Linked DNA regions of Homo sapiens: all the other regions are linked to region 1. The links are chromatin contacts, found by Hi-C or POLR2A ChIA-PET in ENCODE. All regions are on one chromosome and are shown on one strand. Each heading gives the region's core, a stretch centred on a gene start or an enhancer-like site at or near the end of the contact. The rest is flanking DNA. Distances are from core to core; before and after follow the strand shown. Region 1 overlaps PBX3 (PBX homeobox 3). Region 2 holds the start of ZBTB43 (zinc finger and BTB domain containing 43). Region 3 overlaps LOC107987129 (a long non-coding RNA gene). Region 4 overlaps MVB12B (multivesicular body subunit 12B).

Evidence for each region. Hi-C counts contacts between places; a loop is a spot of excess contacts on that map. ChIA-PET counts read pairs that join two places held with the same protein, here RNA polymerase II (POLR2A). Pooled maps may share reads with other maps.
Region 2: a loop to region 1 is called in a pooled map, with 20 times the contacts of the local background. The contact joins the promoter of ZBTB43 here to the enhancer-like site in region 1. A Hi-C loop is called at or near these places in 1 of 37 single-sample maps with no recorded cell type and 5 of 50 pooled maps. POLR2A ChIA-PET finds 5 or more read pairs at or near these places in 1 of 52 experiments (CD4-positive, alpha-beta T cell).
Region 3: a pooled map shows a loop between it and region 1 (2.5-fold over the local background). The contact joins two enhancer-like sites. A Hi-C loop is called at or near these places in 2 of 50 pooled maps. POLR2A ChIA-PET finds 5 or more read pairs at or near these places in 3 of 52 experiments (GM12878, Panc1 and activated T-cell).
Region 4: a loop to region 1 is called in a pooled map, with 2.2 times the contacts of the local background. The contact joins two enhancer-like sites. A Hi-C loop is called at or near these places in 4 of 50 pooled maps. POLR2A ChIA-PET finds 5 or more read pairs at or near these places in 2 of 52 experiments (AG04450 and naive thymus-derived CD4-positive, alpha-beta T cell).

What each region holds. Positions count from the first base shown.
Region 1 is chr9:125,822,979-125,825,536 of GRCh38, forward strand. The region is part of intron 2 of PBX3 (PBX homeobox 3); the gene reads left to right. Among named protein-coding and RNA genes, the nearest start is that of PBX3, 77 kb to the left of the region's middle. Within about 2 kb of position 1,278, at least 5 of the 41 ENCODE cell types and tissues checked have a DNase peak (open chromatin) inside an H3K27ac peak, as active enhancers do; they include CD4-positive, alpha-beta T cell, where a contact is called at or near this core.
Region 2 is chr9:126,803,757-126,806,314 of GRCh38, forward strand. ZBTB43 (zinc finger and BTB domain containing 43) reads left to right here and starts at 1,284. Exons shown (of 3, transcript NM_014007.4): 1 at 1,284-1,376. RefSeq lists a silencer at 899-948 and enhancers at 1,010-1,511, 1,579-1,638, 2,049-2,158, 2,309-2,458.
Region 3 is chr9:126,721,328-126,723,885 of GRCh38, forward strand. It overlaps LOC107987129 (a long non-coding RNA gene), which reads left to right. Exons shown (of 3, transcript XR_001746936.3): 3 at 305-2,558. Among named protein-coding and RNA genes, the nearest start is that of ZBTB43, 82 kb to the right of the region's middle. RefSeq lists an enhancer at 721-780 and silencers at 1,021-1,630, 1,691-1,770. Within about 2 kb of position 1,269, at least 26 of the 41 ENCODE cell types and tissues checked have a DNase peak (open chromatin) inside an H3K27ac peak, as active enhancers do.
Region 4 is chr9:126,469,892-126,472,449 of GRCh38, forward strand. All of the region lies in intron 7 of MVB12B (multivesicular body subunit 12B), which reads left to right. Among named protein-coding and RNA genes, the nearest start is that of NRON, 61 kb to the left of the region's middle. Within about 2 kb of position 1,285, at least 16 of the 41 ENCODE cell types and tissues checked have a DNase peak (open chromatin) inside an H3K27ac peak, as active enhancers do.

The DNA of each region.
Region 1 (2,558 bases), core at 28-2,527:
TAGCTAAAAAAAAAAAAAAGATGTGAGTTTTACTTTGTCAGAACCTCCCACCATTCATTAATTCTCCTAACTCACCTATGTTTGCCTATTTAGCAAGTATGCCTCTTGTATGTGTAAGTTTGTGGTATGGTCATATTTGATGACGCTTCTGTGGTTCTTGAAACTCCAAAATACAGTTGTGGGAAAAGTGGAGAAACGAACATTCTCTGGTTCCCTCTGCAAATGCTGACCATTGCTGTTGATTATTGACATTTTCAAATTTACTTCAGTCACTGTAATATATAAAAATAAGCATCACAAATAAAAGTTGTCATGACCCTGTGAGGAAATTGTTGTTGATGTGCTATTTAACTTTTATTTACCTGTACATGCTGCTCAGAAAATGGTTTTTATGTACCAGTGTGTGTTATGCTGTTCATTGAAGTATTACCATAGCAACAGTAATATCTCTTGCTTTCATCTTAATGCTGATTTCAAGATACAAAGATAGTTTTTAAAAGACTGAATTTAACATATATAATGTTAATATGGTCCTTTTTAAGGAGGATAAATTACTTTTTTTTTTGGTAATAGTGTTAAATAAAGTTTTAAAGGCTAAATAGTCTGTTAGTGCCTCAATGAAATTTCTGTGTTAGCTACTTTGGATCAGTCTCCTTTTTTAAAAAAAGAAAGAAAGAAAGATTAAAAAAGAATTCTGTATGTTTTTATCTTGGGGTTTAGAAGACAGAAAAGAATGGTTAAGAGAAGGAAGTACAGATCCAATGGGAAACAGTTAAAAGATTTGGAACGTGTTTTGACTAGAGAAAAGTAGGCTAGGCTGGGCGCGGTGGCTCATGTCTGTAATCCCAGCACTTTGGGAGGCTGAGGTGGGTGAATGACTTGAGGTCAGGAGTTCGAGACCAGCTTGGCCAACATGGTGAAACCCCATCTCTACCAAAAATGCAAAAATTAGCCAGGCATGGTGGCCCGCACCTGTAGTCCCAGCCACTCAGGAGGCTGAGGCAGGAGAATTGCTTGAACCTGGGAGTCAGAGGTCGCAGTGAGCTGAGATCGTGCCACTGCACTCCAGCCTGGGTGACAGAGCAAGACTTTGTCTCAAAAAAAAAAAAAAAATGTAGGCTAAAGGGTTAAAGGATTTTTATGAGCTTGATGCCAGGTGTTTGACCTCTGTATACAACTACTATTATTATTTTTAGCTTTATCAATAAAGGATGAAACATAAGGAAGTGTCCTGAAAGTGAAAGTAAGAAAGATTGTGGTTTGATTTGTAGAGGGGCTACGTAACCACTAGAGTGAAAAATGACTGGTCCGTTTGTGAGTCTCTGTACCTGTTGATCTGTCTTGGGTGTGTGCTAGATATGCCTGGAATGAAGAATCTTAACCAGAAGCATGCTCAAGGGCCTGTCCACAGTTCCGTTATTCCATGATGCCTTATTGATCCAGTATTTCAAAGGAAAGTATACCTTTCTTTATTATGAGAATGCATATTTAATTAATTTGTTGTGCACAGGACACTTAGGCTTCTCATTGCTGTTTTCCAGGTGTCTCAAAGGACAAGATAACTCTAGTCTCCAAGGTATATTGTAAGTCTAGTCCTAGGCCTTCCTAGTTTATAAGGAAGTTAACAGGGTCTAGAAAGATACAGTCTTTCAGACTAACAGGTTCTTATTGATTGTATTAGAATTTAAATTAGAATCTATATGATGAATTACATTTGATGAATCAGTTGGCTTTTTTTTTTTTTTAAATACTCATTGCTTACTAGACAGTGGGGGACAACAAAGTCTCCAGAAATGGCTGATCTCAGCATTGCTATCTGTAGCCGCAGCTGTTGTTATGTAACAATAACGATAGCTACCATTGACTGAACGTTGACTGTTTGCCATGCGTTGTGAAAAGTGCTTTACATGCATTAGTTCATTTAATCCTTGTATCAACTCTATGATTTAGGCCACTGATTCTCGGACTTTTTGTTTTCAGGATCTCTTTCCATACCACATTTAAAATTAAAAATAATTGAGAATTGCCAGGCATAGTGGCTCACGCCTGAAATCTCAGCACTTTGGGAGGCTGAGGCAGTGGATCACTTGAGCTCAGGAGTTCGAGACCAGCCTGGATAACATGGCGAAACCTTATCTCTACAAGAAATACAATAATTGGCTGGGCGTGGTGGCATGCACCTATTTTCCTAGCTATTCAGGAGGCTGAGGTGGGAGGATAGCTTGAACCTGGGAGGTGGAGGTTGCAGTGAGCTGAGATTGTGCTACTGCACTCCAGACTGGGCAACAAAGTGAGACTCTGTCCCCCGCAAAAAAAAACAATTATTGAGAACCTAGCAAGCTTTGGCTTATGTGGGTTATATTTATTAGTATTTACTGTATTAGAAATTTAAAAATTTTATTAGTTTATTTTAAAATAACAATAACACGTTAGCATAAGTATCATTTTAAAATAAAAAACAACTTATATTTCCAAAATAAAAAATTAGATGATTGATATTGTTTTACTTTTTTTTTTTTTTAACAAATTCTTTAATGTCTGGCTTCAACAGCTGTTTT
Region 2 (2,558 bases), core at 34-2,533, 980 kb after region 1:
CTGGAGCATACATGTTTGAAGTAGAATCTTTGACAAGCTGTTCTGCATCCACTCCCATTTCTGTGCTTCCATATTTGTTTTCTTTCATTTTGTTTTCTAGAAAAAAAAATTTTTTTGGTAGAATTCTCTAGGAAAGCTACACTCCTGTGTCCTAGGGCCCAACAACAAGCAAGACAGGCATAACAGCTGGGAAACCAATCAGCTTAAACTGAGACAGACAATATCAAACAGGCATGTCAGGCCCCACGAGAACATCCACCCTAAATCCAGAAGGCATTATGACCACATCGCTTCAGCTGCCTGGATTTCAGGTATAAATTAGTTCTTCTACAAAGAGGGCACTTGGTCTGTAAACGGGTCCAAAGGTAAGAGTCCCACCGCTAAAGACCTATCTCTCTTCTACACTAACATGGGGGGGCAGTGGGGAAGAAAGGGGCGAGAAGAGGTATGGAGGTTTTGGGAGGGAGTGGGAGAATTGGAGGCTAGAGAGATCGTTTCTGTCCCACCATCTGTGTGACCCCAGTGCCCAGCACAATGCAGCCCACGGAAAGGCACTGGTCCTTTCATTGACCATTTACTGAGCATCTACTACATGCCAAAAAGCGAGATGGGTGCTGTGAAGGCAGAAACGGATTTGGAGATAATCTCCGCCAGGCATACTGAGGTCAAGGTTTTCGTTCGTTTGTTTAGAGAAGAGACGGAGAAGGTCAAGGTGTTTTTGTTTGTTTTGTTGTTGTTGTTGTTGTTGTTTAAGAGTCTTGCTCTGTGCTCAGGCTGGAGTGCAGCGGCGTGATCTCGGCTCACTGCAACCTCTGCCTCACGGGTTCAGGCAATTCTCCTGTCTCAGCTTCCCAAGTAGCTGGGATTACAGGCGCGCGCAACCACGCTCAGCTAATTTTTGTATGTTTTGTAGAGACAGGGTTTCACCATGTTGGCCAGGATGGTCTCGAACTCCTAGCCTCAAGCGATCATCCCCTCTCGGCCTCCCAAAGTGCAGGGATTACAGACGTGGGCTACCGCGCCTGGCCTATGCCAAGGTTTCAAGAAGGTTTAGAACTCAGTATCTGCTCCCCTATTTTCAACAGCGTAGTCAGTCCCTAAAATTGACCCGCTCCAGAGTGTACTGCGCAGGCGCCCGCTACCTCCGCGCTCTCTCCCGACGCCCAGCTCAGACGGTAAGTCCCGCATGCGCACTCCGCTTTCTCTCTGACGCACCCCCGGAAGCACTGTCAGTTTCGGGGGGCGGGACCGGGAAGCGTTTCCGGGGGCTGAAGGCACAGGCTGAATCTGTTGCGGCAGCTGAGGCTACAACAGGCCTGCGCCGGCGGCAGAGAGGATATCTTGGGCGGGGGATGTGAGCGCTGAGCCCTTGGCAGGTACTGCGTGGCCAGGACCACGGGCGGCAAGGGTAGGGGAGGAGAAGTCGGTGGGGGAGTTAAGGGCTCCTCAGCAGGCCCCGACGCTCGCGCCGCTGGCCCCGCCAGGCCCATTCCGTGGACCGGCATACCAAAGCCCCGCGCGGGAGGTTGGGGTCCCGGCGCTCCAGCTCCGAATCCCGCAGTCTTCTGCCCACACGGCGCGCAGACCGCGATACCGAGGCCTTTGGGGCAGCTTCTCGCCCAAGGTCACCCTCGCGGCGGCGGAGCTCCGCCGGCCACAGCGCTTAGAGATCCCGCCCCCGTCCGTCCGCTGGCCTTTCGGGGCGTAGGGTGGGCGCGGCTTGACGACCTCGGGTTCGAGCCACCAATGCCTGAGGCCTGACGAGCCGAGCTGGGAGAAAGACTGCGCCTGGACTTAGCTGATCTTCTGTTTAAGTAAAACATTCAGCATCCCCTGTTGCTGTCTCTGTCACCTGTTGTAACCTGCCCTTTTTGTCTTTCAGCTAGGTCGCTGTCAACCTGATATTTCTCTCCACTTTGTCTTTGTCGGGGTATCTGGATCCTGTTTTATATCTGTCTCCACCTTGCTTCTGTGTCTGTTCACCCTGTCTCTGCCACTCAGCCCTTACTCTAATTCAGGGCCTGTCAGTCTGGCTTTTTGGCCATCTGTCTGTTTCTCTCTTTCTGCCAACTTTGTTTTTGCCTCTTGTCTCTCTTTCCTGAGTTTGGGTGGGGCAGGGCTGCCCAGACCTCTGAGCCATGGAAGGTGACTCATGACCCCGTGAAGTTCCCTGCACTGGTGACACTCTCAGTGACTCGACCGCAGTTTGGCCTCAACTCTGACAGGTGTCGCCCAACATAAGTGTCAGAGTGCAGGAGAGCCTGTCAGGGAGACAGGAGGCCCATTTTAGGGCCAGAGCAGCTTGATGAGTCCTCTCCTTTTCTCGCCTGTGGTTTCTCAGGCCTGCACAGCTTCCCAAATGCCTTCGCTCTATCCACTCACCACAGGATGGTCTCCAGGGATCTCTGGAGCCTGCTCTTTGAGTTACAGCTGTTTAACAGGCCTGTCTACAGGCTAAGAAAGGATCAGACTGAGGTCTTTGGGGCTACTGGAACAGTAGCAGGGTTTCTGGGATAACTGCATGCTTAGTTCAGAGATTGTGTCAGCATTTTCAGTTA
Region 3 (2,558 bases), core at 19-2,518, 900 kb after region 1:
GAGGCGGAGCCAAGATCGGGCGATTGAACTCCAGCCAGGGCAACACAGCCAGACCCCGTCTCAAAAAAAAAAGGGGGGCGACAGACTGGAGAAATGTTTAGGACAGAGCAGCTGGACTTGGTGAGATATTGGGGCAAAAAGGATGGTAGCGTCAACCTGAGAGGGGGCACAGGAGCAGGGAGGGACTAGGGTAGGGGTGGCCATTCAGGCCCCTGCTGGGTCATGTGAAAGTGACCAGTTTTCCTCATACAGATGCTGGGGCTGACCTCCCTGGAGTGTGATATCCAGGACCTTTTCTCTCCAGGTCAATAGAGAAAAAGAATGTTCCAGAGCCTTCTTCAGCCTGGAAGCTTCTGGCAGGTTCCAGTCACTCTGTGGGCAGTACCAGCTGCAATCTTGCCACCAGGCCCCACCCACTCTGCACTGCACCACCCCTGGCATCCCACAGCCTCTGCAGGGGGCACCCCAGGCACCTCCAGGCCACTGGCCCCTGCATCTTCCGGACCAGTAGAACCAAATTTCTGTTCCGTGTACTTCTGTTCCGTGTCCCGTTTCCTTGTTCTGGTTACATGCATGTCACAAAGTTATATCTGTGGCAGCTAGCTGTGTAGCCTGGGGCTGAATTAATAAGGAGTACATTGTAGAATCAAGTTAATGACTGCAACTCTAAGACAGGTGGCTTGGGAGTCAGACAGAACCAAGTTCAAATCCTGACTTATTCGCTCTGTGTCTTTAGGCAGTGACTCCTCAGACCCTCCGTGCCCTCTGCTCACCCTTCCTCCTGTCTCACCCCTCTGCGGTTCACAGCCCCTCTTCCCTCAGGCCCCTCTTGTTCACACTTATCTCCTGTTCATGTGCCCCTCTCCTCCTTCGACCCCACTCCCAGGCCACACGCCTCTCACGCCCACACCTAGGGCAGGTTCCCCACTGTCTCCAGATTGATACTGGTCAGTTACCTCAGGGTTCTGAAGGAAGAGCGCTGAGACCCAGAGGCCACCCCATGCCCCTCCCTTTACCTCCAGCCCCCAACCTGGTCTCCAGGCAGGTGCCAGCCCGGGCCGGCCTCGGGGACCTGGCTGGCCTGCCTGGCTCGACTGGAGTATTCCGCCCTGACTCAGGTCTTGGGAACACCGCTCTGCCCCCAGGGGAAGTTGGGGGTGGCGGTGGCAACTGGGCTTCCAGGCTGGCCCGGATTTCTGCTCCTCTGACTCCCTCCCCCAGCAGTCCCCTCCCACCGCCCACCCCGCTGCGCTCCCCGGGAGCAGGGGAGAGGCGTGGCCCGAGACGAGGCCCAGAAAGGGGGCGGGGCCGGACGGAGACGTTCCGAGGCCAGCCCCGCCCCCTGGGCCCCGACAGCCCAGACCCCCTCCGGGAAGGCCCCGGGAACCAGAGTAGGGCACAGGCCGGGCGCCCCTCGGAGTTCGGACGCCCCGGGCCTGACCCGCACCCGGCCTGGTGGGGCCACCCCTCGGCCGGGGAGGCTCCCAGAGCCAGCACCCGCTTCCTCCCCAGGGCGGGGCCCGGCGGCCATGGGCCAAGCGCCGTAAAATTTAAAGAGGTGAGAGAGACACTTCGCAGAAACCTCAGCGGCGCGGGGAAATGAAATAAGGCCTCCCCCCGGGGCGCCCGCCCCCGCCCGCGCTGCCCAGGCCCCAGGTCACCCTGGAGGGTCCAGGTGCGGGCCCCGCGCACAGCAGCCTCTCCCCGGGCGGGCGAGGGCTCTCTCCCTTTCCAGCGCTGCCCCAGGCACTCGGGGATCGGGACCCAGCCAACGGCCCCAGTCCCAGGCGGGGGCCGAGCTGGCCCGAGAAGCTCTCCCCCTCCAGGGCAGAGAGCGTCCCCTCCCCCACGTGGAAAAGCAAACCCAGACCCCCCTGCCCCACTAAAAACTTGTCCCTCTCCTTTCTCGGTGTCCATGGTGGGTCTGGTTCCCACCGCTCCCTCCCTCCCCGCACAGTCTGAGACCCCCTTCCCCGGGCCGCCCCGTCGATCCCAGGTGATGGATGGAGCCTTCAGGGAGCCCGCGCGGGCGGGCTAGGCTCGGGCGGAAATGAAGAGGATAAGATCTGCGAGCAGAGCCGCCTGACACCGTGATATCCGCCTGGCTCGCTGCGCTCCGGGTGATGGATGGGGCGGAGCTCCCCACCCCCCAGCCCCGGAACCTGGCGCCCCTCCCAGAAACACCGCTCCGCTGCCACACACGCGGCCGCCGGACTCCCAGCCACCGGCGCACTCACGCGGCGCCCCCCACGCATCAGCCCGGCGCGCACGAAGGGAACCGTTCCTCTTCCCAGTCCCCTGGCGCTAGCACCAGCAGGACTGCCCTTAGCGCACACCACACCTTACCCACTTGCCCATCACACAGCCTCTTCCGCGCACGCACATACACATGCATGCAAGCTGCACGCCACCCCTCCCGCCCCCCAAACATGTGTTCTTTCCTGAGTCTTGGAGCCACTCAGGAAGAGGGTTTGACTACCGTGAAACTCAGCCCTGGGCGGGGGTCTTGGGACAGGGAACAGAACAGCAATTGCTAATTGTGCTTAGCATCTTGTTCG
Region 4 (2,558 bases), core at 35-2,534, 650 kb after region 1:
AAGCCATTAAATATTTATAACGTTAAAAAAATGTTTCTTTAATGTCTCTGAGCCTCTCTTTTCTAAACTGTGGAAGAAAGACAATAACAATACCTGGACTGCTATGATGTTTAAATGAGATAAAAACATAAGGCCCTAGGTACAAACTAGCTGCTCAGTAACTGTTAGCCACTGGTATTAGTATTAGTGAGTATTAGTGTTATTACTGCCGTACAGAGGAAAATACCCTTTCGCGGTAGACCCCTTTCTGCCTGCTTTCCCATAAAAACAGGAGTGCAGCCATATTAAATTACATAACCCAGGGGCTGTGAGTCCCAACCCAAAGACGTTTGGAGGGACAAAAGCAATGTTTGCTGAGGAGTAACTCATTGGGTCCCCCAGACCATGGCTCTCCGTGGTGTCTGCTATCTCTGGTGTTGCAAGTCAAGCTCGACTTGGAAGCAAGATCCAAGCTTCTGAGGCTCAGTGAGAATGTTCTTGTTGTGTGTCGAGTTTCTTGTGGGTGTGGACTGTGGGGCAGCTGCCTTCCCTCTGTGCTCCCATAGCTTTCAGAGAACTGCCCTGGACCTGCATGAGGTTGTGCAGCCCAGCACTGCACCCTGGACCCTGGAGGGAGGGACTGCCCTGAAGGAGGAGGTGGGGGGGCTGGTGGCCCTAGATTCCTCCCAGGGCACTAGGGATGCAGAGGGATGAAGCGAGCCCCTCAATTACAGTCTTCTGTGTAGAGATGGGGAGCCTAGGAGGAGTCAGTGCTCTGTGTGTGTGTGTGTGTGTGTGTGTGTGTGTAATCCAGATTGCTCATGCCAAATAGAACCTCTAAGAATGTTCGTTTGTGGTGTGAGGGCACCCTGGTCTGGGTGCCCAATGAGTGACTCCTTAGCAAACATTGCTTCCGTCCCACCAAACGTCTTTGGATTGGGTCTCACAGCCCATGGATTGTGTAATTTAATATGGCTGCACTTACGTTCTTATGTGAAAGCAGGTAGAAAAAGGTCAACCGTGAAAGGGTATTTCCCTCTGTACAGCAGTAATAACACTAACACTAATACGAATGGCTAACAGTTACTGAGCAGTTCGTTCGTACCTAGGGCTTTATGTTTTTATCTTGTTTGAATGTCATTGCAGTCCAGGTATTATTATTTTCTCTCTTCTACAGCTGAGGAAAGAGAGGCTCAGAGAGATTAAATACTTGTCCCAAATTACAGAACTAGTTAGAAGTGGGGCCTGGTCTAAACTCATTTCCTGCAGAAACAGCTGCTTTCGACATAAAACCGCAGCCTTGCCCCATTTTCTCAGTGGCTGCTGTGGTCAGGCTGTTCTTTCCTGTTGCTGTCTGATCCCTCAGCGGTGCTGCGGAGTGGGCACAATTATCCTCATATGACAGATGAAAATCTGACTCTGAGGTTAAGTGACTTGCCCAAAGCCATACGGCCAACAAGCACTGGGCCCAGCTCGGCGTTCACACGTGTCTGACTCCGGCGCCTGTGCTCCGTCCTCCCGTGCTGCCTCTCACGCGGGGGACTCGGGAGGCTCCGGCAGTGGCTGATAAATCACTCCTTTTGGCTTATGAATAACATGGCAAAACAAATTACTTTGGGGATCTAGAAGGAAGTTGTTGGCCCTGTGTAAACTCAATTGGAATGTCACTGAGCAGACAGCTCTGGAGGCATCTACAAATATCTTCCAAGGAATATCCCCAAAGTGAAATCACCAAGAAAGCAAAACAGGCTCCGTGTTTTGGTTTGCAAATGAGTTTTGAGAAATGGCCTTGAGATCTTGAGTTGTTGGCGTTTTCCCCATTACAAATTGTAAAGGACTTTTGAAACGCCACAGGAAAGGGGCGAAGAAAGGCTTAGGGTTGCTGATTATTTACAGCTCCAAGCCCCGGGCAGGTACACAGAATTAAAGGCCTCCCACCACTCCAATTGCATTTAATTTTATTCCGAAAATGACTACCTGCCAATAAGCCTCATTGTTCACCAGCATCTCTGCAAGTACTTTGAGGTACTATTACCCGAGTTCACTTAACACCGCTTGACAACTTTAAGCAGATAACAATTGAGGTGCTGGTAATAGAGTCTGTTTTTTTTTTTAATTTTTACATTTTTACCACATGACTTTATGACTCTCTTTATCAAGCATGTTGAAATTAATCCATGTGTTGATTGGAGTATTTCCTCACCCCTGCTGTGTATTGAGACGTTGGGGAGGGATAAGGGTTGGCGGCTCTGAGCAGCTAGGTATTCCGGGGCAATGGGTGGTCCTAAGTCCGGAGCCTTGGGAGTTGGTCAGTGGTGGGTTTGTGTTGAGCCTGCAGAAGTCTGAGGTGTGTGTTTGGAGGGGAGAATCAAGGGATGGCTCTGGAGGACTGCCTTGGCAGGTAAAATTATAGTTCCCATATGAAGGGAGGATGCAGGAGCTATAATCCCATCTCGTTGCCAGGCAAAGTTCCTACAGATTCATGGCAGAGCTGTCTGTGCAAGCAGGAATCCAATTTTATGTCCAAACAAATGCAGCATGCAGATTGGACTGACTGCTTCCCCGAGAATAGCAAAGAC